Regions from separate parts of the Homo sapiens genome. Here region 2 is linked to region 1. A link is a loop called in an ENCODE intact Hi-C map of the cell type or tissue named here. Cell type or tissue: endothelial cell of umbilical vein. All regions are shown on one strand. Each heading gives the region's core, and the rest is flanking DNA. Links, peaks and the distances in the headings are about the cores only.

Region 1 (16,055 bases), core at 2,903-10,902:
TTATCAAAAAATCTCTAAGAACTAATAAGCGAATTTAGTAAAGTCACAAGATAAAAGGTCAACATGTAAAAATAATTGTATTCCCATATACTAGTAGCAAATACTTGGAAAATAAAATCTAATAATATACATAATTTACAATAACATTATAAAAATATATGCTCTGAAAAGTAGAAAACAATGCTGAGAAAAAATGAATAAAACATAAATTGTTAGCTATCCAATGCTCATGTACTAGAGGACACCATACTGTTAAGATATCTATTCTTTTCCAAAATTATCTATACACTTATCACAACCCCAAATAAATATCAGCATGATATTTTTGTGTGGAAAGAGACAAGCCAATTCTAAAACGTATATGGAAATTCAAAGGATCTAGAATCATAAAAACAATTTTGCAAAATAAAAACAAGGTTGGAAAGCTTACATTGCAGCCTGATGTTAAGAGTTACTATAATAATACAGTAATCAAGATGGCGTGGTATTGTGAAAAGGATGGACAAATAAAAATCAATACAATGGAATAGAAAGTTCATAAAGAGATGCACACATATAAAATCAGCTGAAATTAGTGAAAGGCAGCAAAACAATTCAGTGGGGGAATGTAACGTTTTAACAAATAGTGCTGGAATAGATAAATATCCTAATGTGAAAAAGAAATGAGACTTGACCCTACCTGATTTCATACACGAAAAACAAGTTAACATACACCATGAACCTAAACATAAAGCAGAACTATAAAGCTTCTAAAAAGTTACTTAGATGAGTATCTTCAAAACCTTGGAGTTGACAAAGAATTTTAAAACAGAACTGCAGAAGTGCAAACCATAAAAAAAGTAAATGATAAATTGGATTTCATTAAATTAAAAATCATTGCACATTAAAATATACCATTAAGATAATTATAACAGGGAAACCACACACTAGGAAAAAGTTTTTGCAACACATATCTGACAAATGATTTGTATATAAAATACACAAAAAATCTCTTCAAAATCAACAATAAATTAAAAAATGGAAAAAATACTAAACTAAAATCTTAAACACTCATTTTACAAAAGAAGATAAACAGATAACTACTAGACCCTGTAAAGTTTCTCAACAGTATTAATCACCAGGGAAACTAAAAGTAAAACTTCAAGAAGATGCCATTCTGTACCTTGCAAAATCATTCAAATTAAATAAACTGACAGCATCAAATTGGGTGGAGATTTGGGGCAACCAGAATTTTCACCCATTGCTTCTGGAGGAAATGTGGAATGGAAAAATATCATGTTCTTATAAGATTAAACATATACCTACCTATGACATAGAAATTCTAATGCTGGTGTTTACTGAAAAAAGTGAAAATATATATCCACAAAAATGCTGGTACAAGAATGTTCAAAGACGCCTTATTCATAATAGTCAAAAGCAGAAACAATCAAAATGTTCACTAATAGGATACTAGATAAATAACTTATGATCTATTAATACAATGAAATGCTATTCATTAATTAAAAGGAACAAACCATAATACACATCACATGAAAAAATATCAAAAAATATTGAATGAGAGAAGCCTGAACAAACAGCATATAATCCATGGTTATAATAATGTGATGCCCAAGAACATCTAAGGTAATAGAAATTAAAAATGGTTTGTCTAGAGTTGTGAGGAGTGAAAATCAACCACAAAGAGGTCCAGGACAACACTGTGGGAGGATGGACATATTCTATATCTTGTTTTGGGTGATGGTTACATGGATATATGCAATTGCCAAGGCACTCCAAACCAAATAGTTAAGATTATTTTGTGGCCAGGTGTGATGGCTAACACTTGTAATCCATCCCAACACTTTGGGAGGAAGCCTAGGAGTTTGAGACCACCCCGGGCAACGATGTGAGACTCCATCTGCAAAAAAATCAAAAAATTAGTCAGATATGGTGGCACACACCTGTGGTCCCAGCTACAGGGGAGGTTGAGACAGGAGGATCGCTTGAGCCCAGGAGGTTGAGGCTGCAGTGAGCCAAGACTGTGTCACTGCACTCCAGCCTGGACAACAGAGCAAGATCCTGTCTCAAAAAAAATTATTTTGTGTAATAATGCCTGAATTTAAAAAATAATGTAAGTTTAATATATATATATAAGGAAAATGGTACAAATTTCAATGATTGTTATATAAAGTTGATACAAAGTTCTTAACACAGTTCTAGAGACATGTAAATATAGTTTATTGTGTCTTTAAGTCAGAGCTTAGCCCAGTAACTGTCAAAACTAGTAACCAAAATATTTATTATGATATTACCTTAGAAATGGTGCCTCATTCCAAGAAGTAGGTTGGTATATGTAATGAAAAAACAAAGAAAAATAAAACACTGAACAGAGAGACAGAGATCATGGATCTGGCCCCTCTTGGATATACATTCTTTTGCACAAGTCATTGGATCTCTTGCAAAAAGAATATCATTACTTATGCCTTGTGCATAACTTCTTATGAATTGGAAATGAGAGTTCAGATTAAGTGAAAGTGCTTTGAAAATTTCAAAGTCCTAGAAAAATGTTTGGAATTAAGACTAATTGCCACCACATGTGATGTCAGTAAAATGATTGTGATTTTGTTTCTTTTCATAACTGCACCAGTTGTTAAGAGTCCCGGAGAAGTAGGAGCTAAAGCATTGCCTTTCAAAGATACACTGAGCTTGCAATATAACCTGATATGTTCTATCTGGGAATGGACATCTTCAATTTGCTTCCAGAATCAGTGCAAGGCAAGCTGTAGAGAGAAACATAAGCTCCCAGTCAGCGTCTTGAACTATTGGGAAATTCAATCTTGACCAGAGAGAAGCTGGAGGAGCAAACAGGCCCACCAGGATTTCTGATCGTTTAGGATGCAGCCTTTCCACTGAGAATAGTGGAGAAAATTACATGTTTTCTGTGAACTTCCCCTTTCCATTTTTATTCTTTTTCTTATCCTCAGTGAGTACTAGAACTCTGCCATGTTCAACCTATACAGTTTGGGCTATTTGTGACTTGCACAAACACATACTACAAATTAAATTTCTTCACTTTATTTCTTTAACAAATCAAGAAAAAGTAAATTTTTGTGTATTTTAGATATTAAAACAATTAATCAAAATTTATCTGAAGATTTTATACAGCTCTCATTTGATTTCATTCTGAAATACATAAAACTGCAGTAACTCCTTAGAAAGAATGATACAAAGAAAAAGTACTGGAGACATTGCAACATTCTTTTCTCTAATTTAGCTTCCCACACAGAATAATCTGGACTGAAAAAATTATCTAAAAAATATTTCGGTGGGAAAGCAAGTTAGGGAAATATACTCCTTAATCATCCTGCTTATCACTGAGTAATATACACATATGAGATACTGGGGCAGGTCCTTTGACACAGGACTTTGACTAATTTGAACATGGAATCATTTTTTGTAATATAATATACTCATTAATATCACACTTGGGAAAATGCTAAGTTAGCATTTCACATAGACCTGGATTTGTGATATTTCATGTAACTCTGTGAATAATATTCCTGAAGTTTCTATTTAAGGAGGAAACTTGGAAGTTGGACTCAAAGTCCCATCACAAATTTCACTATTTATGTTGCAGAAATAACTAATTCATCATTTTATTCTAACTTTCCTGGAGCTTATTTCGCAGGGCATAAAGACAAAAAAAAAAAAAGACATAGCAAGAGCAGATAGAAAGGGGAAACAGTGATAGCTCTGATTTTGGACTTAGAGGTATTTGGGCTCGGTGAGTTATAATCTCAGTAATGAAGTGAAGAGACAGAAAGTAGCTTCCTGGTTCTAAACACTCACCTGTGTTAGAGACAGGAAATACAGGTTTTCTCTGAGTTTTGTATGACCTCAAACAAGAAGTTTTATCTTTCTTTATCCTAGATTCCCATGTGCAAAACACAGTTGATTTTATCTTCCCTAGCAATCTAGGTCTGCAGTAGGGATAATATCCAAGAGAAATAATGCATTTAAATGTGCTTTTAAAAATTTAGAACACTGTCAAATGTGAAGGATGATTAAGGTATAAATTTCAAAGGCGAAGTAGCTGGACACCATGTACAGAGGGTCAGAGACCAGGAATGACTGGCAATTTTCCCAATCAGTATGTAATTGCTGCTCAGTTTCCAGCATGGTCTTGTTCTTAACCCTTTGGAAGGGTGGCAGAGATTATTGGTTTGGAGGCTGCCAAAGCGGCCAGCAACTGAGACATGCACTGTTTAACTTATTTTCTGGCTTAAAACAATCAGACAAATGCCCCTGACCTTCCAGGTTTGCCAAGAAGTTCTACAGAAGGAATGAAACCAAATCACAAAGAAGCTCAAAGAATGAGTTTCCTAGAGAATCAAAAAGCTTTTATTAGTGAACCTTATCATTCATGTGTGTGCACTTGAAAAAACACTCTGGTATTTCCAATAAATGCATGTTCTATTTATGCATATCTGTAGCTTGGATATCAGCTTTCTGGGTATCTGAAATCTTCCAGTGTGCTGGGTGACAGAGCAGGAGCACCGTCATCTTGGACAAACACCACCAATTTAAGTACCAGCTCCCTTTCTAACTTCATGCATTTCAAGGAGATCACTTCTCTTCTAACAACAAGCAGCCAGAAAAAGCAGACAGTAAAACACAGATACGACAGCTTGGGCACAGAAGGAGGGGGGAAAGTCTCTTGAGTAATCACCAAACTTCACACTTATACAGTGGGCCCCAGTAAAACAGTGGGCCCTAATAAGCACATTCCTTTCCCTTTAGGTGCACTAAGATAGGTAAGCTAAAAGCAGACTACGGCAGGTGAGCAGGTGGGGAGGGGACTGCGGGGATGCCTGAAGCTACAGGAAAATGTATGGGAGCAGACACAAAACCTCTCCCTCCCAGATAAGCAAGACAAAGAGACACAGACTAAAAGTTGGCTGATGTGGTCTGGGAATGGGGTGAGAGCTGATGAAAACTCTGCTATATACAGACAGCACACCTGGTCCTAACTGAACCGTGGGACCCTAGGAGGATAAGGCATCCCCTCCTCATGAGCCCCTGAACCCTTAAATACCCTTAGTCTGTAAGAGAGAAGGCTCCTGACCTAACTTGGCCAGAAGCCCCTCTCATGTTTATTCTCCAAAAGAAACCTGTCTTTGACTGTTGAGCCACTTTTCATGTTTCAGTCTTCTTTCTTCAACTCTTACACTGAGGAAAACCTTTTTAATAATGTTTAAATTTAAATGACTCATAAAACTACCTTAAATAGACTGAGAAACAGGGAGCTTACATTGTTCCCCATCATTTCTTACTCAGATCCCTTCTTCATCTGAATTATCTCTCTGTTTTTTGTCTGGCTCTATTGCTGCCCTAGGCTCTTCTCACCCCAGAATGCCACCTTCACACAGTATAAGCCCCAATTGAAAGCTCATGATGATAAATTCAAATGTTACATTTACACATTCTAGGTTCAGAAATTTTCCTGCTTAGAAAATTCCCATTAGCGCTTTCTCCTCTCTGGGTCACTATGAGAGCTTCCTCTTTCCTTTTTTCTTTTTCTTTCTTTCTTTTTTTTTTTTTTTTTTTTTTGAGACAGAGTCTCGCTCTGTCGCCCAGGCTGGAGTGCAATGGCGCGATCTTGGCTCACGGCAACCTATACCTCCCGGGTTCAAGTGATTCTCTTGCCTCAGCCTCCTGAGTAGCTGGGACTACAGGTGCGTGCCACCATGCCCAGCTAATTTTTTGTATTTTTGGCAGAGACAGGGTTTCGCCGTGTTAGCCAGGATGGTCTTGATCTCCTGACTTCGTGATCCGCCCACCTCGGCCTCCCAAAGTGCTGGGATTACAGATGTGAGCCATGAAACCTTCCTCTTTTCTTATTGCTCTACTCTCTGCCTCAAGGTTCCCCGAAAAATGAACTAATTTGTATTTTAACATAGATGAGAATTACAATCTATTATAATTTTGAATAAATAAAAGATTACAGGCAGTAGAAAAAATGCAGTTTCAGTATGAACTTAATTTTTCTCTCAAAGAGGAGAAAAAGAATGGGATGGGAGCCTATAGGGACACATTATTGCCTCTGCTTGTCTTCTGAGGCTTGTGGGTGAACTAAGAGTATGAAGCTACTAAAAGCTAAAATCCAGAAAGAAATAACCTTTCGTTAGGAGAAAAGTCTTTACTTTGGTGCAGCAAATTTAGTTCTTAAATGATCTTGGTGAAATAAATGACTAAATTTATTTGGGTAAAGAGGTACAAAAGGTGTTCTACTTTGTAAAGCCGAATGGTAGGTATATGTATTCATTTTCTTATTCATATATGTATATGCATATATCTATTATATTTTGTTTTATTAAGAAATTTATTTAAAAGTAAGCCAAGTCAGTTTTCCCAAACATAAATAAATATCAGAGCAAAAAATATTTTAATAAATCCTACATAGTTCTATTTTTAAACTGTAAACATTTAAACTGAAAACATATTGTTGGACAATAGAAAGAAAAATGGCTGCAGAAGGTAATATGGTCAGTGGGACTCTTATTTTTTCATGTTGAATGAAGCAGCCCAGGGAATGCTTCATGTGCTAGTGCACTCTGGCTTGTGTTAAGGAGTAAAAAAGGACTTGGGTTATAGTGCAGACTCAAGAAATGGTAACCTTGAGAAGGTATTTATCTAAAGTTTTTGAAGCAAGATTATAATATTTTTTGACTGGTGGGAATATCTGACTTCTTGTTTTATAGGAAAAGAAATGAAGACGAATTGTTTAAGGAACTTGACCAGTAACATTGATGTTCTGATTACAAGGCCTAGGGTAGAACCCAGGTTCTAGCTTTCAGTGGTCTATCACTAAATAGTTGTGACTAGAAGCACCTGCCCTGTCTCCTAATAGGGGTAAAATGTTAGTGAAATTAAAAGCTCCTAAAGGATGATCATTTTCTAGCCTAAAGTAAAGAAAGTTTTTACTTCCTGCCTAAGATCGGGTTGTAATGTAGATCTACTTGTTTTTTTTTTTTATTTTTTTCCTTTTCTATTTTAAGAATCAAATCATTATTAACACCTGTTTGTTTCAATGCTGCAGCGTTAGTCACGTTTTTCTGGTGAACAGTGACATCTGGTGGACACCTAAAAAAAAAAAACCCTGCCTTTGCTTATACAGTCATCAAAAGTTCCAGGAGCACATGAGCCTTCAAGAAGCATCCCTCAGGGAGCACAGGTTAAACTTTAGAGAGACTTGATTCCTACCATGGTATGGGGAATCAGGATAACAGAAAGAAGCCACCAAATAAGCTTCAGTAATGATCAAGAGAGCTTCGAAATGGCTAGAAGCCTCCTAAGTAATTTTGTTATAGATTTGAAGCTATTTCCCTCTTAGCTCACTATTTTCAAAGATGGTATGTTTACTTTACAGAATAAATGAAAATTATATATTCTACTTTTCCTTTACTTTTACTACAATTGAGACATACACGCAGAGAAGGGACAAGACACACACACACACACACACACACACTCAAAAACACATAAACACATACAGCCAGCACTTCACATTGGTAGGTTCCACATCTGTGGAATCAACCAAACTTGAATTGAAAATATTCAAAAAGAGTATTGCTTCTCTACTTAACACATATGCACTTTTTCTTGTCATTATTCCCTAAACGGTACAGTGTAACTATTATTTACATAGTATGTACACTGTATTAGGTATTATAAGCAAACTAGAGATGATTTAAAGTACACCAGAGGGTGTGCATAGGTTACACGCAGTTACTCTGGCATTTTGTATCAGGGACATGAGCATCCATAGATTTTGATATTCCCAGGAGGCCTTGGAACCAATACATAATATGTAAACATATATAACACATATATAAATATGTATATATTATATATAACATATAATATTTTAAAACATCCTATGGTTCTGCTTCTCTGGAGACTGCTAATGCATAAATTCCAAAAGATTAGAAACAACTCAAGATAAAGTATATTAAAGTACATATATATGTTAGGGGAAGGAGATTAACTGATAATAAAATTCAGTTACTCCTGGTGGAATGGAAGCACTGAGTAGAAAGACTTATGCAAAAATTACTTTTTTGTACCTTTCAGTTTGTATGATTAGGTTCATACCTGCTACACTGGTGAGGAAGGAGAATAACAGGGTAAATGTGTTTTTATGTTGAGATGAGTGAATCCAGCGCTGAACAGGCAAATCCATGCTAATTTTGCTCTTTATAGCCATGGCTTGTCAAATTCATCAGCAGCATTGTTTTCAGAAACTGTCTTTGTCATTTATCATTAAAGAAAATATACAATGCAAAACCGATATATAAATTTCTAATACCTGAACCAAAAACTGTACCCTTAAATGCATGTCAGAGTGACTACAATATATATTTTTTTAATTTTTAAAAATTTTATTGTGCTAAGAACACTTAATAGGAAATCTGAAGTATTGCTGACCATAGGCACAGTGCTGAACAGCAGATCTCTACAACTTACCTATCTTATTTAACTGAAACTTTATGCTCATTAATTAGCACTTGATTTATCTCCCCAGCCTCTGGCAACCACTAATCCACTTTTTGATGCCATGATTTTGACTTTTTTAGATATCTCATAGAAGTGGAATCATGAAGCATCTGTTATTCTGTGACTGGCTTACTTCATACAGCATAGTGTTCTTAAGAGTCATCTATGTTTTCTCATTACAAAATTTTCTTCTTTGTTAAAAACTGAATAATATGCCTTTGTATTTATATACATTTTCTTTATCCACTTAACTTTCCATAGACATGTAGGTTGTTTCTACTTCTTGACTATTGTGAATAGTGCTGCAATGAACATGGAAGTGCTAATATCACTGCAAGACCCTGATTTCCATTCTTTTAAATAAATACCCCAAATTGAGATTACTGGATCATATTTTGAATTTTTTGAGGAAACTCCATCCTGCTTTTCATAGCAGCTGCACCATCTTGCATTCCCACCTATAGTGTACAAGGTTTCCAAATTCTCCACATCCTCACTTGTTGTCTTTTTTATATATATAATTGATAACCTAACAGATGTGAGATGATATCTCTTTGTGACTTTGATTTGAATTTCCCTCATTATATTAGTGCGGTTGAACATCCTTTCATATACCTGTTGGCTACCTGTATGTCTTCTTTGGAGAAATGTCTATTTAAACCTTTAGTCCATTACTTTAATCTAGTTATTAGGTGGTTTTTTTGTTTTGTTTTGTATTTTTGCTGTTGAGTTGTAAGAGTTTTCTTATATATTTTGGGAATTAACCCCTTCTCAGTTATAGGATTTGCAAATACTTTCTCCCATTCTGTAGGTTGCCTTTTCACCCTGTTAGTTGTCTCCTTTGCTGTACAAAATATTTCTAGTTTGAGGTAGGCTTATTTTCCTCTCAAAATACATACCTTTAGAGTGTCTTGTTACGGATATAACCATATATATAAAGCAGTAATATGTTCATATATAGGAGGTCTGATCATTTATTGAGAGAGGTAAACTAGTTATAAGGAGTAGATTTTTAGTTCAAGGTGAAAATCCTCATTTGAGAAGTTGGTTCATTTTTTTTTCCAATGGCTGTCAACTCATATAAGTACAAATAATGTTTTAACAGAAATTTGTAATTCCTCTTTTGTGCTTTATTTTTAAATTGTGTGTTATAAAATCTTCTTGCCATCTTTTAGTTTGATTTGTTATTACTTGTTTTTCTAATTAATTAATTTTTGATGCAACTCAGTACTTTTTTTGCAAACTAAAATGTTTTAAATTTATATTAAAATATCCTTTCACTGATAATTCAAAGACACTCACCCTATAGCTATGCTTAATTTATATATGGGTCTTGCATTTCAGAGAAGAGCTTTTATTATTAGCTTTTAAAACAAAAAATACCTACACCAGCAAGTATAGCCCATGAGAGATACATTGTCATTTTGATATAAGGCACCTGTTTACTGCATCTATCTGGGGATAAACCAAATGAATACATTTGGCCTGTGGAACGTTTCAGCGGTGTTACCAGAAAAAAAACAAGTCAATAACAATACTCAAGCTATTGTAACAAAAGTCACAAAATGTACTAAGGGTGGTTTAAAAGGGTCTCAGGGATCTCTCTGCCAGGTATGACATAATACATCTTAATACTTCAGAGAGACTGATTAAATCCTTTTGAAATAATTTACTAGAGAAAACATTGGTCATTTTTCTTTTTAATCTACTGAGAAAAATGACAAGATATTATATCATCTCTTGGGTTGAATAATAGTAAAGTTTTGAAAAAACATTTTCATATGCTTTATACTTTATGCCCATCCATCCTGATATCCAGAAGTGTGTCCCTTGAATAATAGAAAAAGTGTGACCTCAACTAAAAAGAAACCAAAACTATCTATATCTATAAAAATGCTAATTTAGTTTAGACATCTATGTGACATAAGTACCTGATTAATACTCAGTGCAGCGGATCCTAGATTTCTTGAAAGTTTTAATGGTTATACTGTTTTGGGTTTTCAAAAAGCTGTGTGAGAGTTACTTTAGTTATCTTTGTGTTTATTATTTCTTGAGGCCTAGAGGATATCAAATCTATTGTTGGATCTGACACAGAAATGAGCAAATCCCCATCCCAGCCTGTTGCAGGGCAAAACAGATATCAAAAATCTCTCCCCATTCAGAGTTTCTCGGAAGTTACATCCTAGTGCTAGAGTCTGATGTGTGGACACCCTCCTCCCAACAATGCAAATTGTCTTCCCTTGATGCCCAAAGCAAACGCAATGATCAAATCACTCAGTCTCAAATATAACCCGTGTTCTCCTATACTTTAACAGAAAGGGTGCATTTGAGAAGATACCATACCAACATAGTGAGTATCTAATAAGTGTCTGCACCCCAGTCATGTCTACTATGTCCTGTATTATTTTTCTCTCATTGGTTACATGCAGCCATATGAACATTCTGGGTTTGTTTTGTTGTTGTTGTTGTTATTTTCCATCATCCTTGAATAAAGGCGAAGAGGAACTTGCCAAGGCCAAATCTCCATGACCCTTTCCTGAATTTTTAATGGCAACTATTTTAGCTACACAAATATTCAGCAAAAGCCTTTAAAAATCACTACTATTCAAGACTTACTTAAATTATTTTCCAAGGATTACCTTCATCAAGAAAATAGATAACAAAGTGAAGAAAGACAAGCTTTCACTTCAAAGGAATTCATTAGGTAGCTGAAATCTTCACAGGCAAGCACAAAAAGATAGTCTTCATTGTCACCCTTAAGAGGGGGATGGGGAGACTGTAACCATCCCAGTCTTTTTGTTTAATGACATAGCTGAGCCATTGAAGAAGAAAGAATTGGTTTAAAAGAATTAGCATTTACAAAGTTTCATACCTGTCTTCAAGTCTCGTTTCCATTATCCTGCTGTTACCACAACATGTTCTCTGCCCCAGGGCTTCGTGCTAAGGCAAGCTTGGAGGGCTAATGGATTGGGAAGTACTCTTGTTCATCTTTAACATCGGACAGAGAAGGACTCAGAAGTGTGAACGGGCAAAGGGAAAAATTCTGGCCAGCTGCTTCCCTATATCTAGACCCCGGAACTGATCCTACATTGAGAAGGAGAGTACAGAGTTGAGCATATGACTAGATTACCAAGAGGGGATAAGGGAGGAGAGTATCTCTCCAACTGATAATTGAGTTCAGCTTGTGTGATACTTGTTCAGGCATTGGTTTGAAATAAATACAATACCAGCAGATCGAATTAGCAAAGCTGAACTTCAGGAACATCAAGATGCTCACATTGAATGAACTGGCTGCAGTTTTCTAGTTGTGCTTATAAACTTGGAAATAGATCAGTGTGGCCAGTGCATTTTGACATGCTTTTATCAATGAAAACAGCTGTTGTGTTTTTAGGCACAAAACTGTGACTTTGGGACACACACTGAAATCAGAAATTAAACAAATTAATTAGTTTCATGGTGAACACTTCAAAAAGTGAGAAGTATACAAAGAAATGGAAATAGAGATCTGTCCTTCAGAATATTAAAATTATTGAGGAAATGAGCAAGATATTTCAAAACAGGTAAATCGAATAATTTCACAACACTTCTGTGAGGTTGGGATGAGGATACAGCTTGGGCAACGGGTGTGTTTAAAAATGCAATGATAAGGAAGGAACGAACCATTCCTAAGATTGTGGAAGACATTGTAATGGTTAATATTAGGTATCAACTTGATTGGATTAAAGAATGCCTAGGTGGCTGTTAAAGCATTGTTTCTGGGTGTGTCTGTGAGGGCATTACCAGAGGAGATTGACATTTGAGTCAGTGAACTGGGAGACGAAGACCCACCCTCAATGTGAGTGGGCACCATCCAATCGGCTGCCTCACGGCTAGACCAAAGCAGGCAGAAGAAGGTAGGATTCTTTTGCTTGCTGAGACTTCTTTCCTTGCTGGGTGTTTACTTCTGCTCCTCCTGCTCTTGGACATCAGACTCTAGGTTCTTTGGTCTTGGACTCTGAGAACTGCAGCAGTGGCTTCCCGGGGGCTTTTGGGCCTTCAGCCACAGACTGCAGGCTGCACTCTCCGCTTCCCTGGTTTTCAGGCATTCCGACTTGCACTGAGCGAACACCAGCTTCTCTCTTTCCCCAGCTTGCAGATGGCCTATCATTTAGAGGACTTCATCTTGTAAACCTGTGAGCCAATTCTCCCTAATAAACTCCTATATATCTCTCTCCTTCTCTCTCCTGTTAGTTCTGTCCCTCTGGAGAACTCTAATACAGACATTTGCAGGAAATATGCAAACTGGAAATAATCCCTTTTCCACCAAAAGGCATAAATATCCATAGTTTTTTTACCTGACTGACATATCTACAACATATAAGACAGAACAATGGAGAAGAATGAGCCTCGTTTAATATTTTTCTTGTCAACCAAGATACACGTGTATCAGGTTACTCGGTGGAAAGTTACGTCCCACATTTTACTTTACTCCTCACTTCATTTATTCATTTTTCTAATCGTCAATTGATTTATTTATGTTAAACCTCTGTGCCATCATTTAAAATTTGCTCCCTGCTTTGGGGCTTCAGAATTGAATTTTTTGTTTTACTTTAGGGGAAGAATCTCTTTGGTGTAGAAAGGACGTTTAGAGTAGCTCTTTGTAATTAAGCTTTTGTCCTTTGTGGTGGTTTGGGGAGGGAAAATTTTGTCTTGGTAGTGACCTCTGCTACCTTAGAGGATTCCTGAGGCAGATGGAGACTTGCGCTAACCTGTTCCCATAAGCTGCTTATGGCTGTGAAACCAGACTTGGGCTTAGTGCAGAGGAACCAGGCCCGGCACACAGGGCTACTTAGGGTCAATGTTTGCAGGCGATGGTTTTGCTGGCACAGCTGAGTTCTCCTGCCATGAGGAAGCCACAGGAAGACTGATTCTTGGACCAGCACAAGCAACTGTGTGGGATCCTGGCAATTTGCAGTAGGAGGCCCTGTAGTATTAAATACTGTATTAATTCATTAGAGTTAAAAAATTACTATAATTTTAACAGTAAAGGAAATAGAGTCTTGTTCTGTACTCCAAGCTGAGAAAAGGGAACATACTGGTCATATGTTAGCGTATATCAGAGTTAATTGCAAAATAATTTGGAACATGAAACAATAGCAGTAATTATTATATACGTAATGTTTGGCTAAAGGATGCCTGCCTTCTAAATACTTTGCACGTGTATATATATACAGATTTATACACAGATATACATACATATATGTATACTCCTATAAACACACACACATATATATATTTGTTTAGTCCTCATGACAATATTATCAATATGAAAATCAAAACGCAATGGTGCAGAATGGAATGTAAGTTCTGTAAGATCTGTGTTTTTTGGCCATTTGTCTTTCTCATGGGACCCTAGTACCTGTCCCATGTGCTGTGGATGAAAAGGTCAAAAGGGAGACCAGGAAATAAAGGATAGATGCAACAGCAGAAACTCATTGCCTCGAAATAGATTAAGCATATTTCCTCCTGTGACTGGCTCAGTAGCATCACCTTTAATTAGGAAGAACAAGATTCTGCTCAGGTGAAAAAAGTTGGCCCTATTATTTATGCTTTCTTGTCTCCCTCAGCTGTATAATTTAAATTTGCAGATTTATTCAAAGTTTAGCCTTTGTCATAACCAGGGTTTTGTTTAACTAAGGAGGATAAATAATCAGATGTTGACAGAAATGAGCAATGCTCCCTTCAAAAATCTAATCTTTCTGGCCTTTGTTAAAGAAACATCAGGGGAAATTGATGACCATAAAGATTTATGTTTATTAATCTAAGGGGATTTTTTTCTAGCTCTGGAATGATAATAGCTATTTGAGTTATGGCTGAATAATGGAGACTATTGAATCAGAGAGTCCCCTTATGGTTAACACATATTAATCATTTGTATAATTAAAAATATATTTCTCAACTAGTCTATTTTTCATATTTAAAGAATATTCATCAGACTAAAACTTTTCGGACACCCAATATGGAAAATTTACCTTTAGAGAATGATTGAGAAAAGGAAAAGTCCAACCAACCGAATACCATCACATACCTCATATATGGATAGAAATATGTTTTATATACATGATTTTTAGTCTAACAATATTAAACATAATGATAAACTTATTTGTACACTTATGATGATTTTGTTTCTATTTACATAAACTGTATGTGCTCATTGAAAAATGCAAATGCAAAATATGTTAAAGTAAAAATAGCCCTGCACCTCACCTCCAAAAGATAACTAAGTTTAATATCTTAGTGACTATCTTTCAGAAATTTCCTCAGGCTTACACTCAGAAACAGATCTTGCTCACACAAACACCCACGAAGTTTACATACTATTATGATATTGTGGAAACAATCAAAGATCTCCCAAATGAGAACAAACAGAGGCTATTTATTCAGTTTGCTATAGCAAGGGACTCAGCCACTGTCACTTGCATTTGGCAGAGACTCAAAGGGAAGGAGAGGAGTGGGAAAGCTTTGTAGTGGGAAAAAGTTTTAGGTATGCTCTGATTGAAGCTTTTTGGCATGGGGAAGCTGGAAGAGGGCTAACTAGAAGCTGGGCATATTATGTGATTAGTTAGTGAAACATATTTGACTTTCTCTGGATGGTTCAAAGCTAGAAGCACAGACAAAGATGTGTATAGAGTCAGAGAGAGAAGAAGAAGAGGAAGAGGAAGAAGAGGAGGAGGAGGAAGAGGAAGAAGAAGAAGAAGAAAGAAGAAGAGGAAGAGGAAGAAGAAGAAGAAAGAAGAAGAGGAAGAAGAAGAAGAAAGAAGAAGAGGAAGAAGAAAGAAGAAGAAAGAAGAAGAGGAAGAAGAAAGAAGAAGAGGAAGAAGAAGAAGAAGAAAGAAGAAGAGGAAGAAGAAGAAGAAGAAGAAGAGGAAGAAGAAGAAGAAAAAGAAAAGACAGTCATTAACAAAACCCTCGTTGTTTCAAATTATTTGCTGCAGAGATTGTAGTCTATCTTCCCAGGCGGGTGGTTTATAGGTAGTGGGTCAGAATTCTGTTGTTGTATATGGGCTGGCCATTGTCCATTTATATATTCAGGCTCTCATTATCCATAACTTGGATATAACTTGGATTTTTTCCTTGGATAATAGTTTCAATTAATACTCACTATAACATTATTTTTAATGGCTAAATATTTCATTTTATAGATGTGCTATACTCTCATATACATATGTATATGTATATACATATGCTATAATACTTATCCCATTTCTAATGTCATTTGGGACATTTCAAATGGAAGCATCATATTACCAATATAGTCATTTTTAAAAATTGCTAATCCTACAAATAGCAAACTTTTATTTACTTATGATGGTGAATATCTTCTTGTGTACTTACTGACCATTTGTATTTTTTTCTTTTCTCATTTACCAGCTCATGTCTTTTGCTCATATTTTTCCTGGTATAATCCATTTTCCTTTTGATTTATGAGTCCCTTATTTTTGATGCTGCAAAATTCTCCAACTTATCATTTAATTTTTAAA
Region 2 (16,055 bases), core at 3,341-11,340, 1.9 Mb before region 1:
GTGTTCTCCTATTGAAGTTAGATCTACAGAGCATCCAATCAGAAAAGATCACTCTGTGACCGGGACAGGAAAAGATAACAGGAGCACTCTGTGATCCTGTCTGAGCAACAATAAAAAATGTAAACATTTTCTAAGACACAAAACAATAAACATCTCTCAGGGATAATATGAATGGTTGACTGATGCCTATTTACTAATTATAGTTTACCTTGACCCTAGTCTGCCCTCTACAGAGGGAACATTTACTGAGATACCCTGACATCATTCAACTTAATACAAGCTCTTGATTCCTTGGATCCTCCCCGAAGTCACCCAGAAAAAGTCCTAATTTTATCAAAAGTGTCTTTTCTAACACAATTTCTGAGATGTCTCACAGTTGACGTTGTAAGTCAAGCAAAACTCCCATCTAAAGGTTTCAGAAAACTTAAGGTATATACACTTATTTCAGAAATAAAAGATGAATACATGTATGCTCTTTGATGAATAAATTCATCTCCATGCAAGATCCAAAATATTTTATCCCTATGTTTGTATGTTTTTATGATACATTATATTTAGACATTAACCTTAATACACATTTTTTAAACTCTTGCAAACATCAACTGATTTACTTACTTCTTTCTATATACTCATTTAGTTTCTATCTGATAATAAGAAGATATTTAAAATGGTATTTTATTAGATTATAAACTTCTTGAGCTCAGAAACTGTACCTTATCTATATGTTTAGTTCGCTATGGGATTCATTATTTGGTGCAGAATAAATGTTATCTGAATAACTAAATCTTAACATTGAAGTTATTCCATGAGAAACCAGAGCTAATTGAGCATTAATCCAGTAACAATGAATGCATAGGAGAAAAAGAACTGTATAAAGGTATATAAGCAAATGTCAAACTGCTCCATATATTTTATTCATGCAAAATGAAAGAAAATAGTTTGAACTCATGTTAGTGAAACCTCATAGAGACAGCAGGACTTGAGATTTGTACAAATGTAAATAAGGAAGGAAACTATGACAGTGTTGGCAAAATAAAAAAGAAATAAAGACTATAATGTCATTCTTGGGAACAATGAAGACAGACCTAATTTAACCAGATGACTGGTTCATTCTATTTTCCAGTAAGATTTTATGTTTATGGAAGTTGTTCAACATTTAGAGTTATAACTTCAAATGACTAGATAAATATGATGCAAAAATATTGAGTCAAAGATATGAGGAAGAAAATATTCACTTATTATCATATATAGTCAGCATATTTAAGGCAGATTTTTGAACCTAAGAATTGCAGGAGAAAAGAGGAAAGAAAGTAAAGTGGATGATTAGAAGCAAGTGTAATAAATATTTGTTGAGTATTTTAGTTTAATTTCTTCCTTGATGCAGAAGAATGTCAATGAACATAGAGAACATGAAAATAAAAAGAAATTGGAACACATAATACAAATAAAATAATGATTTATTAGCACAGCTACCCTGAAAGCCCAAAGTAATAATGATTTGTTTGTTTCATTTGATTCTCATTTCCTAAGCAGCTTATAGTTTTAGAAATAACATCATATATTTCTTAAATCACAGAATATTTACTGTTAGAAATCAAATTGGGATATTTGTACTATGCATTTGACAATTATTTTTGCTCTGAAATTATGCTAAAATAATAATAAAAGTAAACACATATAACAAACACACATATACAAATAAATATACATATGTAAATAGGCATGTTTATTCATACCCTTTTCATGGCTAAAGTTATCATGTTGCTTATATCCCAGTATCAATTACAAAGCGAAATAGGAGAATTGTGAAAAACATTTTCCATTCTTGAAAAACTATCTAAAATAAAATACATAACTTATTCTCACCACTTTTCTAAATTTTAGTACAAAATTATTGCGTTCTTTTTTTCCAAACATAAGCTGTTTCTGAAACAACATTGATTACATGTCAACAATTGCAGTGCCTGCTTTTACATTCCTACTTCTTCAGTAAAAATAATATTAATCAAGTCAACTTTATTCCTGTAGTAAAAGTGACCCACATTTGAAATTTTGACATGTAATACAATGACATAAAATTACATGAATAAATCAAAATTATAATCAAGAAATCACATAGTAGAAAAAAATCAATAATATTTTTGAGGGTATCTTTTGTTTCTATTCTTAAAACATGAAAGAAGTGCATTTTCCTATGTTAAAATGATTTTAATTAAAAGTGTATTTTACTTTATATTGTGGAGAAGCTAAAGCTTGTAAGTAGTATCCCAGCTTTACAAGCAGTATCCTATGATGTTGCCATTTTTTCCTCTAATGCTCAGAATTGACAATAATGTCTTATTTATATTATTAAGTGATGAACTTCAAGACTACTTACAAATTAATAATGTTTGAGCCTAAGGGAAATTAATAATGCATGTAAATCTTACGTCACTGTTTTGATAATTTTCAGACTTTCCGTATCGCATGTTGGCTTCTGTAATAGAGTTGTCTGTACTTTCTTCCTAGGTCTAATAATATTGCAAAGGCAAGGTCTTATCTAACTGGATTAACTTCTAGAAAATCAGGGAAAAGCTTTTGTCATCAACCAGGAGCTCTGTCCTCTGCTCTCAGGAATGTAATTAACAACTCAGGTCACTCCCTCATCTTTGCAGTTCCCCCACAGAGGTTCAACTATTGGCTGCAGCCCCTCCCCTGGTCTATCAATTGTCACTAAAATGAAGATACAATTCACAGCCAATAACTCAAGACAAAGACAGAGAGATCACACAGTTAAAATTTCACAATGCGGAGAAAGGGCAGAAAGGAAGGTGACCAATTCTTAAGGTGTGTTAGAACATTGTATTTAGTATGGAATAAAAGTCTCTGTGAAGCTATTTGACTAATTTTGGTCCTTTGGTGTTCTAATTTTTTTTTCCTTTAGCTTTGTGAGTTGGGATGAATAATAATGTAGCATGGTTTACTAAAGGAGCATTTCACAAATTTGTAAAGAATCTAAAACAACCAAAGGGAATTATATTTATTTAGGATAAGTTTAATACTCAAGACTAAAACTTTATTAGTAGATACTGGGTAATATTTTGTCTTTACCAGAGCTAGATATTTCAAGCAATCTTAGAGATATAAACTTGCCCAATTTAAACTGCTGAATATATCGTTTTTCTTGAAGTTCATAAATGTCAATATATTTTATTTTTTAAAATTTATCTAATCTAACTTGGACCCCTCTATTAATCCACAGTATATTTATGTTTCACGTTTCTAAACAAGCAACACCAGAATAATCACTAGTGCCACAAATTTGTCCCTACCCACCTGGCATTCAGAGTAGCCATAACAGCAAACAGAACACTTTGACGATATGGGACCTTACGTTTTGTATAGCATAGAAGTCACTGTGTGCTAGAATGTATTGAACCATACATTTTTATACTACTCCAGATAAGTTGCATCACCTTTATAAACATATATTTACATGTATATCTATATCCATATACATCTCAGGGATTATTAAATTATATTTAATATTTTATAGGGCCTTGATGAAATAAATGAGGTATGGTTTTAGATGATGGACTTTTGAGTCATATTGCTCAGAGTCCCATCCTAAATCACTCACTACTAGATGTAGTTAGGCATTCTATATGTTCCTGATGTTTTCTATTTGCCCTATACATCCCTATTTACCCTTTTGCATGCTCTTCATGCCCCAGGAAAGTGATACTCAAGATGAATTCTGGAATTGGTTGCTTATTTATTTGAGAAGCACAGGGATAGTCTCCAAAAATATTTTTTAAAAGGTCTTCCCCTAACTATACTTGATATAGCTACTGCTGCAACTGAACTTACAAAACTGCCAAGCGCAGTGGTGTGCTGTAACTAGCTCCTGCCAGATCTCAAAAGCAAATTGTACCTTTCTCTTCTCATTTTTATTTTTAGTGATATCACGTTGGTAGCATGAAATTCACCATGGTGAGAATGGAATCAATGAAAAATACAAATCAGGATTCTTTACCCTCAATCTCAGGAAGTTATTTTTATACCAGTGCACACAATGTGTCTCAGCAAGTTACTAGCTGGTGCATTGATTACATTTGATCCTTCCTGTCATGGGAAGAGCAGTGCGTTGTGCCCATAGCAAGAGTCACACTTCCAGTTATGGATTTGTGTTCTCTGCCTACTGACTTTGCTAACATCATCATTGTAGACTTAGAAAATGTCTTTTCTGTTATTGGATAATACACACAAAGTTTTATTTTATTATGAAGAAATGTGCCAATATAAGTAGAATCCACTGGTCTTTCAGAGAGCCCCATCACCCAGAAGCAGTGAGCTTGATAGAAATGTTGAATGGTCTGATGAAGACTCAATTTCATGCCTAGAATGGGGACAACATTCTAAGGGTTGGGGTATCTACAGGATGCAGTATCAGCGTGTCTGAAAACAACAGTCAATATTTGGGGGAGGATTTCCTTCAGTAAAAAAAAAAAATGCATTGGTTCAAGAATCAAAAGATGTAGATATAAGTGGCTCATTTCACCAACACACCTCATTATCTACTTCAAAAATGTTAATTTTTGTCCTCATGCTTTGGGGCACAATGGATTTAAAATATCTGGGATCCAAGGGTGAAATGCTTCAACCATGGACCCAGTGAATCAGAAGTGAAGACAGCTTAATAGCCATTTTGGGCATTTCATGTGCCAAATCAATATTACTGCACAAAATAATAGAATGAGAAAACAGAGGGAGAATAGAATAAAAAAAACAGTGTTTTATAATATAGCATTATCTTTTATCATATTAGTAAACCTTATTGAACATACATTTTAATTGAATACTTAGCATGTGGGAAAATTAAAGCTTAGATTTGTTAAATAATTTGGCTTGTGTCACAAAGCTAATATTTGATTTGATGGTACAGTGAGTTGGAGACTATATTGTCTGTTTATTTTGCCAATTTAGTTCCCTGTATACAACTGGAACCAAATGGTTGCTCAATAGCTCGTTGTGGAATTAAAACTAAAATTATTGCTCTTTTTCCATGACTCAAGAAAAGTTTTTTCATTTTATTAAATCATTGTGAGTGACAAAAAATACTTTAATAAAAAGGAAGAAATGAATATTTTAGTATGCTATTAATAAATTCTAGCTGTGCCCTTACTCTGTTTTTGAGAAAATGTCACATATTTAGTGATAATGCTAAACTATATGAAATGGCATTTGCAATAATCACTATATTACAATAAATAACATAGAAATTGTATAATAAAAATGAATGCTGCCACATTCTCGCCCACCTGTTTCTGTGTCATAATATTAGGATTGATGATGAAATATATAATTGAGCCAATATCACATCGTCTGTTAACCTGTGGTGCACTGCAAGCTAAAAAAATCTTTTTAACTTCCCATCAGTGGCAAGTGCATAATGAAGTTCAAAATAAAGTGAAGCTTTTCTCAAGAGACCTTTTCACTTATTCCTCTCTAGCCCAGTATATGTATTGCTCTTACCATACAAACTTTAAAAACCCAATCCTATAATTATTGCTTATCATAATCATGGAAGTAGCACGCTATTCTGTGAGCTATTTCATTGAGATATAAAAATGAGGTCCTGGCCAACTCATTATTGAAGGTCTCATGTCATAATATGTTAATATAAAAGTGTTGTTCTCTTGGTCCAGATCTGGCATCAATTTGTTAATTGAAAACCTACTCCCTGAACTATGCCCTCCTCCTCCTCACTGGAATGGATGGTTTAGGATGCACATGTTCATTTAAAAAGCTCTGGCCTTTTTAAGCAACAGAAAGTTTTGCAGGAAAGGTTTTGTGTTAGTGTGGAAATAAGCTAAATTTGACTTGGTCTTCCTATTTGCTGATTTGTACAAAATTCTTTGATCTTCCAGTGATAATATAAAATTAAGTCAAGTTAAGTTGATATTGGGTTCATTTATGTTGATAGATTGAAGTTATTTAATTATAAGTAATACTTTGATGAAGCAAATTTTCAATGTGACTAAGACAGGGCTTATGTCTAACAGACCATAAGAAAACAGGAAAAAATGTGGAAATTTGTTTCATTTATTTGTCTTACATTTTTCCACAATATCTTTTTTTTTTTTTAACTTTTAAAATTGAGCTTGCAACCAGTGATAAATATCACATAGGGAGTCCTGTTTTTGAGTGAGGTTGATAAAATTTAGATAAATCCTGTGTCAAAATAGAAAGATTAAATGGAAAATAGTAGAACAGAAAAATAACCATTGGAAAAAGTGCTAATAAACTTACAATGCATTGAAAGCCTGCATTGGGTCAGGCCCTCTAAAATAATATGTGATAGATAATTTCATTTAAACCCACAACAAGATTATCATTTCAGTGTTATTATAGCCCCTTCACTGTAAAAAATCTCCAGAAATATTAAGTTATTGACACAAAGTCAAAAACTGGTGTCAAAAACGGGATCTGAACTCCAATCTTGCTTAGCCACCAGGGGACACCGAGGAGACAGAAAAAAATGGAAAGCCACCAGACACCCTGCTTTGACTTACTGTATTGTTCTTAATTTTAGTAAACATTTACACGAACAGACACATTAAGGTCCTATAGGTTCTGGCCTTTTCTTGCTCATACACTTGAGAGTAATAACTTGAGGAATAAAACCCTCAGGAATTTAATAAACGTGGCAGCAAATCTGCCTGAATAGGCTGACTCAGGAGGTGCTTTACTTTGTGATAAGCATTCCTTTCTCCTGAAAGAAATGTTACAAGTTGTTCTTTGTGCCACAATAGCTTAGTAAGAATGGAAGTTATGAAATTGTCACAGATCTCTCACTAAGGTGGGGACATAGTGGTGAGGGGAGCAGCTTTTATAACTGTTTCATTACTAATTATGAAATGGGAATGGAACACTGTCCAAATGTATTCTGATAATACTTTCCCAAAATGTTTAATCACATCCCACTTGTATTTAAAAATAAACATCTGTAAGACACATTACAAAGTCTCCATTTGTAAAAGTTAAATAAAATGTTATATAATTTGTCTTTCTAAAAACAAATATAAAATTGTATGTATATGCTGTCACCCAAATTCATAATGTTAATGTTAAATTAGGTAAATAAGTATTATTTAAGATACATAAGTGTGTATTTCGATGTGTATAGGATGTAAAGAAGACCTATAGTCACCCTAGAACTTGGTCCTAGGGGTATTTTTTGGAAAAGTTGGCGAAAGAAAATTGATCAAGTAAAGAAAAGCTATTTTATTGGGACTTTATGGTATATATAATACTATATTTGTAATATTCAGTTTTGTTCCATGATTATTTTACAAACCTGAAAACATAACTTTTATAAAATTAAGAGTATTTATGCACATATCATGAAATTTTGCATAGTTCTACTTCTTAAGACTGAGCAGAAAACTTCATGTAATGGCAAAGGGAATTTTACAATTTAAGCATTGCATGTGTATATCTATGCAAAAAAACTTTACGTTCTGCACATGTACCCCAGAACTTAAAGTATGATAATAAAAAAATTCTACAAAAAGTATTCCTACATCAAACTTAAAATGATTATGACTAATAATATTTACAGAGATATTTATAAGTACCACATATCATGTCAAATCTTCAAGTTAAACTCTGATGTAAATAACTTTAAAAGTCACTTTTTGTTATAGAAAGAATAATCCTCCCCCCCACACACACACACTCAAAAAATGTCCATGTTAGAATATGTCACCTTACATTGCAAAGGGAAATTAAGGCTGCATGCAGATGGAAATAAACATGCTAATCAGTTGGCATTAAAATATATAGATTATCTTGGATAATCTACCTGGCCCCAATATAATTACAAGGGTCCTTAAAAGTGGAAGAGAAAGGTAAGAGATTGAGAGCCAGAGTGATTCGGTGTGAGAAACTCTGGACCAGCCATTGCTGGCTTTGAAGAGGGAGAAAGAAAGACACCAAACAAGAAATGTGAAACTAGCAAACGCAACAAAATAGATTCTTCCCTACAACCCCCTATAAAGAGCAGAGATCTGTAAACACCTTTTTAGCCTAGTGAGGCACATGTCAGGCTACAGAACTGTAAGGTATTAAATTTGTATTCCTGCAAACCACTAAGTTTGCTGTAATTTGTGACAGCAGTAATAGAAAAACAAACCCAGTAAGTAGGAAAGCCAACATTCCACTGTGGAAATCCTGAAGTCAAAGTTTCTATGCTTAATCACTGCAGTGTAACGACCAAAATTATGTATAAATCATGATAAAGGAATAAATTGATAACTGACATTCTGGAATTTATATAAAGACGTACGTTTTTGTGGCGATTTTGTGCTTTTTAAAATCATTTTATTTGTATACTAAATAACATTGCTACTTCTACCATAGCAATTGTATGACAATTGTACACATATGGATTTTTAATACACATAAAGGACAGTAGATAATTTTTCAGTAGGTGAACACTGGCTAAGATAATGTTAGGAAGAAAAATAGAAGTGATCATCCATTAGTAGGTAAACATATTTTATACTATTCTAACACGGGATAAATTTTAAAACTTATTGCTTGTTTTATTTCAGACACTTTACCGTGCATCCTTATCTGCAAGAGTGACATAATTAATGTATTTTAGAATGCTAGACAACGTTGAATGCACATTAAGTTGTCAAAATAAAAAGTGCAGGAAAGAAGTAAGAACAATTGACTTGGTTTTAGAAAAATCAAGTTTCTATTTAAGTCTTTCTAATTAATAATTGTAAAATTTAAGTACATTTCTTAAATTCTCCAACATAAAATCAGAGTTCACAATATTTTGCAGGCCACTTGACCTTTTTTGTTTTGATGTTAGACCAATGTTAGGTTGAAATCTAGTTTCACTGGCTTAAAATTAAAATGGGTGTAGGGCTGTTTTCTTTTGGAATATCAGGGGAGAATCTGTTTTCTTGACTTTTCTATGATGGGTACTGTACTCATTCCTTGGCTCACGATACCGCATTACATGATGTTTTCTCTCTCTGTCCCCATTATCACATCACCTTCTATATTATAATTACCCTTGTATTACATCAGGCCCACCAGAATGATTCAGGATAAGTTTTGTATCTCATGATCCTTAACCTACTCACATCTACAAAGTCCCTTTGGCCATGTAGGATTATATACAGTATTCACAGGTCCCAAGGATTAGGATGTGCATCATTCAGGGCCATTATTCAGTCTCTTCTCAGAGTAATTTGGTACCTGTATTCTTGTTAAGAGTTAATAATACTAGGACAAAAACAATATCTGGTTATTTACTCCTATAGCCCTAAAAGCCAGGGCAATCTCTAGAATATACTGTAGAACTATTTATTGAATGAAAGAGTAAAAAGTATTGGCATGAATGAATTAGAATGACTAATAGATGAGAGGTAAAAACTAGTAAAAGAGAGGAATTATCTCAGACTTTCAAATATTTTCCCCAAGTCTAGAAATGTGAATATATCTAAATAGAATTGTAATTAGCAATATTAACTAATATCACTTGTTTTTTATTATTACTTTTTAAATTTATTTTTATTATGTTTGTTTAGAGATAGATTCTCGCCTTGTCATCAAGGCTGGAGTAGAATGTCGTTGATTATAGCTCACTGCAGCCTCAATCTCCTGGGTTCAGTTGATCCTCTTGCCTCAGTCTCCCAAGTAGCTAGGACAACAGGCATGTGCCACCATGCTCACCTAATATTTTATTTTTTGTAGAGACAGGATCTCATTATGTTTCAAAGCCTCGTCTCGAAGCATAAATCATTTTGTGATTATTAAAGTTAACTATTTCAGCAGCAATGGAATGAAATGACCTAACAACTATATGATTCAAATATTTAATAATTTTGTGATTTATTTTCATTCAGTTTTTCTCAGCACACTTGTAAAGTATAAATAATATTGTTTATCTCACAAAGATTAATTAGATCATGTATGTAAAAAGTCCTTTGTAAATTGTATAGTGAATAGGAAAATACATACCCGAATTTCTCTTGAACTTATTCATGTACGTATATGATGTTTAAAATACATACATAATTTTAGTAGGGGATGGTTTCCAATTTTTTGATTTCTGTTTGGTTACAGAAAATGTGTCATTTTCAAGAAAAAATTGCTGAAAGCAGTCATTTCAGTACATCTGGATATATTTTTATGAAAAGTGCCTATGTCTCATTATACCACAATTAACATTTGTTAATGAGTAGCGGCAAATGACCACTGAATATCTAAATTAAAAAGAAATCAGTTCTATTCCTAACTATGAGACTCAGATACTTATTTTTCTACTGAGTTATCTTGAATATATTCTGTATCCTGAGTTGTCCTTCGTAATTCCATTAGGACTTATTATGGAAATAAATATTGTACTCAATGGATCTTTCACATATTTCTAACAATATTTTTTGGACTACACCAATGACAAAATCAGATTATGAGTGATGTAAGTATAATTTGGAGGCAAAGTCTCCTGTATCCAGAAAGTCTTAGTCACAAATACGATGCACTTTAAATACCCCTATTACAGTGCATTTGTAATGAATGATTTCAACATCTTGATGAACTTTGTATTATTTATTTTTTGCATGGGCATTTATTTCCTTGCATTTCAATTGGGTCTATTGCTACACTAATACTACATGGTTGTGAACAAGGTGACCAATCATCTTACTGAGTGATATTAAGACTTTGTGTTGTTTATAAATACACACATGCTCTTTGATCTTTTCACGTGTAATTTAAAAAAAATTGTATCATGACAAGAAAATATTGTGCGAATTTTAAGAGCTTTAAATCCAGATATATTTTGCTAACTTGGTTTTTGTGCTAATACTTTTAAACTGTTTTGAATTATATGTTGCATAATTAATTATAAAGAAAATATAACAACTGCATGAAACTAGTACTGAATAGTTCTACTTTTTTAAACTTAGATATCCAGTGGTAGTTTGCTTTTATGTAGGTGAAAATTTTAGCAGGTCAAAAAAAGTTTGGGTAATTTGGTAATTTAATTTGAAGTCTGTGATGCTGGGTAGGGGGAAACATTTAGAAATTATGGTATAATTGACTGGTGGTCTACATTATAATAAAATTTTAGCCAAGGAAACAAAAATTCTTAGTCAATGGAATGGGTTTGGCTCCAGTTCTACTAGCCATTTGAAAATATCCCAATCATAGATTTTTGAAATATTTTTTATTTTATACTAAAAATTATTTCTGGAATATTTTCATCATTCCAATATTCACCATAAAGTGCTCAAGTTAATCTACAGTGAGTTCTACCAAAAAGAAGAATCCATTACAATACTAATTTTAATCTCACAAATGACTTATTAATATACTGCCCAATAGATATATTCTGTAGCACTTACATAACTTTTAATTATTATAATACACTAAATTTCAAAGAGATAGCCACTCTCAGCACAAAAATTCTACATAAATGGTCAAATTAACTAACGCTATAGTAGTCATATATATATTTATAAATATATAGACATATCAGTTAATTTTATTCTTATACAGAAATCCATATATTTTGATAGTTTCTTGCATTTTTGCTAGCTTTATAAAACTTATAGAAATTAAATGTGTCTATTGCTATGGTTCGAATGTTTACGTCCCACTCAAATTCACATGTTGAAACCCACTGAGATTCATATTCATATGAAATTCATATGAATTTGAATTCCCTCATGAATGGGATTAGTGCCCTGATAACAAGAGGCTTGAGGGAGCTTGTTTGCCCTTTCTGCCATGTGAGTACACAGACAGAAGGTGCATTCTTTGAAGCACAGAGTGAGTTCTCACTAGATTGAATCTGCTGGTACCTGGATCTTAGACTTCCCAACCTTTAGAACTGTGACCAATAAATTTATGTTGTTTATAAATAACTCCTAAGATATTTTGTTATAACAGCCTCAACAAAAGAAGACACCTGTTTTATAAGTCTGCAAAGCATGTAGCCCCAAATTTGTATCATTGGACTGTAAAATACTAAAATGTTTTCTCAGCTGCATATGTGCAATATAATAAAAGCACAAGGATCTAAATTTTATAAACAGAATTTTAGGACAAAAGTAGTGAAGTATAAGATATTTCAATGCCAGAAATCAAACTGATCTCATTATTTCCCTTTAGAGATTTCTCCAGTGGAAGGAATAGCCATGTAAGTTATCAAATAACTCAATTCCCACTTTCTTATCTAATTTTTTAGTCTTTATTTTTAAGTAATCTAATTTTTATAGCTTCAGGAAGTACATACTCAAAGTAGAAAGGTTAGCCCTAGAATCTATTGTACTATATCTAAAGGTAACATCAGATTGTTACTTTTCAAGTAACACATTATCAATGCATGTTTATAAAATACGAATAATTCTAGACATTAGACTTTAAAAAATAACTGCTGGTAATTAAACCAAATTAATACTTTCAATAGGGATTCTTATTATATACTTTATTTGAAAGACTTTTTCTTCCTGTATATTGTATTCCAAATCAGATACACTCAGATGCAACCGTATTTAATATAAATTGTAGAAAAAACTATGATTACAAATGGCTTTGTAGGTACCCTTGAACTTTAATAAAACTTTACCTATGCTTAATGCATTTATTTGATTTTACAGTTTAAAATTGGATCATATTGAAATTTTATTTTTAATTTATACTTTCTATTTAGGAATCAGGTTGCTTTTCTTATCCTTTAAGTGTTTGGAATATGTATGGAGAAAATGGAAGAAGACAAAATGAGGGATGAAGCATTAAGAAATTATTACTGTGGGACAAATATATCCCTTGCCTCTCAGAAAAATCTGAGAATTATTTTAACTCTATGACTTTCAGAATGAGTTCCTGGAAACTTCTGACAATAAAGGTTTGCCCAGTCCTAGGATAATCTATGTCTTTCAGCAGTATTATTCATTTCTTCCTGTATAAAATAAGTGGCATTGAATAAATAATGATCATTAGCAATATGTTACCCTTTAATACACATATTTTCAAATCTTTCCCTGAAGCAGTGAACATTAATTCATACTCAGTTGCAATTATGTCAGACCTCCACTAATTTAGATTGGATTCACATGCACAAATCAGAATACTCTGGGAAGAGCTCCAACCGTAACTATCTGTCAAACAAATCAAAGTTGTCTTCTACATGCAATATGTCTGGTGTTGCTGATATTTTTAGATTTCTACAAATATTCTAAGATTGCTAGATTAATTCTTACTAAATGTGAATTTTTAAATATTCCTCAAAATTTTATTTATGAGTTTGTTTATATTTTATTTTAATTGTATTGGTATATTATTAATAATCTAAAATAAATATTATTTGTTAAATTACATATATTTTATTAAAATATTTTATAAATGGTCATATTATTAATTCAGCAAAATTTTACCATGACTCAATTATTTACTTAGGAATTAAGTCAACAAATGACAAAATTTGAAATAAACAGAAATAATGTGCATAAACATATTTATTATACTAATTTCTCACTATTTCTCATTATTTTCTTGATCTCCTTCTTTCCCTGATTAAATTCCATGTTCTATTGCCAGCATTTTCTTGTGTACCTCTTCACCTCCTATGCTTGCTTCTCCTTTTACTATATTCCCTAAATGACAGCATTGGCAATGTTCTAATTGTACCCTACCTATCCACCAAACTTGAAATGGCTGTAGAAAAACACACAAATATGATGATTAGCTTTCACAAAACATAATGTCAATGAAAGACTTACAAATTTCTCTATCAGTTATTTCAAAGAGAAGGGCAATGAATGAATTGTCCTTCTCTTTGAAATGACTATTTTCTTTTTAAAATTCATTTTTTTAACTTTTATTTTAAGTCCAGGGGTACATGTGCAGGTTTGTTACATAGGCAAACTTGTGTCATGGGGGTTTATTGTACACATATTTCATCAACCAGGTATTAAGCCTAGTACCCATTAGTTATTTTTCCTGATTCTCTCCCTCCTTCCACCCTCTACCCTCCAAATGACCTCAATGTGTCATGTTCCCTTCTATGTACCCATGTGTTCTCATAATTTAGCTCCCACTTATAAGTAAGAACACTGGTATTTGGTTTTCTGTTCCTGCGTTAGTTTGCTAAGGATAGTGGCCTCCGGATCCATCCATGTCCCTGCAGAGAACATGATCTCATTCTTTTTAATGGCTGCTTTCTGTTTCATACTGTTTCTTCTCAAATCCTTAATATGTCACATCCATAATCCCAAGTTACCCTAAGCTAATAACCTTATTTCCTGTTTTACTGTGGAACCTATCCATTATATGTATCTAGCATACTACGGGGATCTATAGTCACATATTTTGCTTTCTCATTATTACTGTGAATAACTGTCAGAGGTTCTAGATATATGACCCTTTTATTTTCATGTAAGTATAGGTGCCCTTTTTTCTACCAAAGAATATTTTTGACAATTTTCCTCTCTTTCTCTATGCCATTAATTGTTATGCTCTTGGGTTTTTATTAGTTTTAAAACATTCTATTATCACTCTAAAGTCCACCAACATTGCTCTAAGTATGTTCACACTAAATGAAATGAGAATTTCTCAGTCCATTTGACTTGGTTTATCAGCAGCATTTGATACAGTTGATCAATCCATTTTTTATTGATTCACTTGATTCCAGTTATACCACAATGCCACAGGTTTTTTGCTTACTATACTCTAATTCTACTCAGACTGCTTTGTTTATTTTTCTATTTTTCTGACCCCTACATATGGAATTTCTCTTCTGCTTATTTTTAATCTCTTCTATTTCTATGTATATTAACTCTCATTCCTTCAGTTATACATATTATCATGGCTTAATAAGCATCTCAAAATTTAAATGGCTCAAACTGACTACCTGATCTTCCTGCCCTAAAAGAAAAAAATAATTAACAACAACAACAAAACCCTTTTTTATACTGCCTTTTTACCATGACAGAAAAGATTAGTCACTATTTTCTAGTTACTCAGGCCAAACATCCCAGTCACCAGTGACAACTCTTTTTCTAAAACCACATATGCAATCAATGAGCACTTTCTGCTGGCCCTAACCTTTAATCCAGAATCCAGGTAATTCTCCTTATTTTTACTGTTACTACTTTCTTCTGTGCCAATTTCATTTACAAAGGTTACTGCAATAATCTTCTCAAATTTCTCCTTGATTCTACCTTTGCCCTGTGTTAATCTATTACTTTTGTTTTAATTATTAAATTTTTAAAATACAAAATAAAAGTATTGATACAGAAAAACATTTAAACCACATATAACTTAATAAACAGTTATAAATTGAACTTTCTTATAATAAATACCTTGTTAAGGACATATAACTTTGCCAGCCAACTCAATAATCTTCTCAATCTTTAGCTAGCTTTCTAACTCTGTGAGATGGCTGTGTAACAGACAGGCTATTTTCTTCTTAAGGATGGAATGGCAACACAGGGTTTTGATAAATTCATCATCAATGGGCCCAGGAGATGATCAATACAGAATCACAATTTAAATTGACTATAGCTAGTCACAGTGAAAACAGTCAGTCAATACTGTCATTAAGTTAATTAACATTGGCTGTCAACCACAGCAGGAGCAAAATACATGAGATAGCCAAAGCATGACACCATAATCTTCAATCCAGAAGGAAAAGTAGTTGAATTGAAGGAATATGTAAGCCTGAAGTAAGGAAAGAACCATAGCTATGCAAGTTGATACTCAGCAATCTAGTTTTTCAACAGAGCTCTGCCAAAGCAATGACAAGTTCTGAAGAATGAACAAGCAGCAGGAATAATAACAAAACAAAGACATCACTGAATAAGAAGTAATAAACTTATTCAGAAACTCATACAGGCGATTGTGTAGATGAGTGGAAGTCAAATAAAATTTACAATTTAAGGAACTTTATGAAAATACAGGTGGCTAGGAGTCAGTCTTTAAGTGTTAGTTTCAATGAGTCTTTGTAATGACCCAACTTTGTACATTTTAAAGTTTCATGTGAAATT

What was found. Peaks named below come from ENCODE experiments on the same cell type or tissue, not always from the same donor. Only the 100,000 strongest peaks of a DNase experiment are listed, where the experiment ranks them.
Region 2: it touches region 1 in a loop (19-fold over the local background); 4 of 110 quality-filtered maps call a loop at or near these places.

What each region holds. Positions count from the first base shown.
Region 1 is chr1:187,042,859-187,058,913 of GRCh38, reverse strand. No RefSeq gene overlaps it. Among named protein-coding and RNA genes, the nearest start is that of LINC01036, 42 kb to the left of the region's middle. RefSeq lists an enhancer at 11,176-11,843. In endothelial cell of umbilical vein, for the core only: a CTCF peak has its summit at 7,129 (motif pointing left); a DNase peak (open chromatin) is centred at 7,093.
Region 2 is chr1:188,928,793-188,944,847 of GRCh38, reverse strand. The region is part of intron 1 of LINC01035 (long intergenic non-protein coding RNA 1035); the gene reads right to left. Among named protein-coding and RNA genes, the nearest start is that of LINC01035, 31 kb to the right of the region's middle. In endothelial cell of umbilical vein, for the core only: a CTCF peak has its summit at 6,491 (motif pointing right); a DNase peak (open chromatin) is centred at 6,627; H3K27ac peaks cover 244 bases.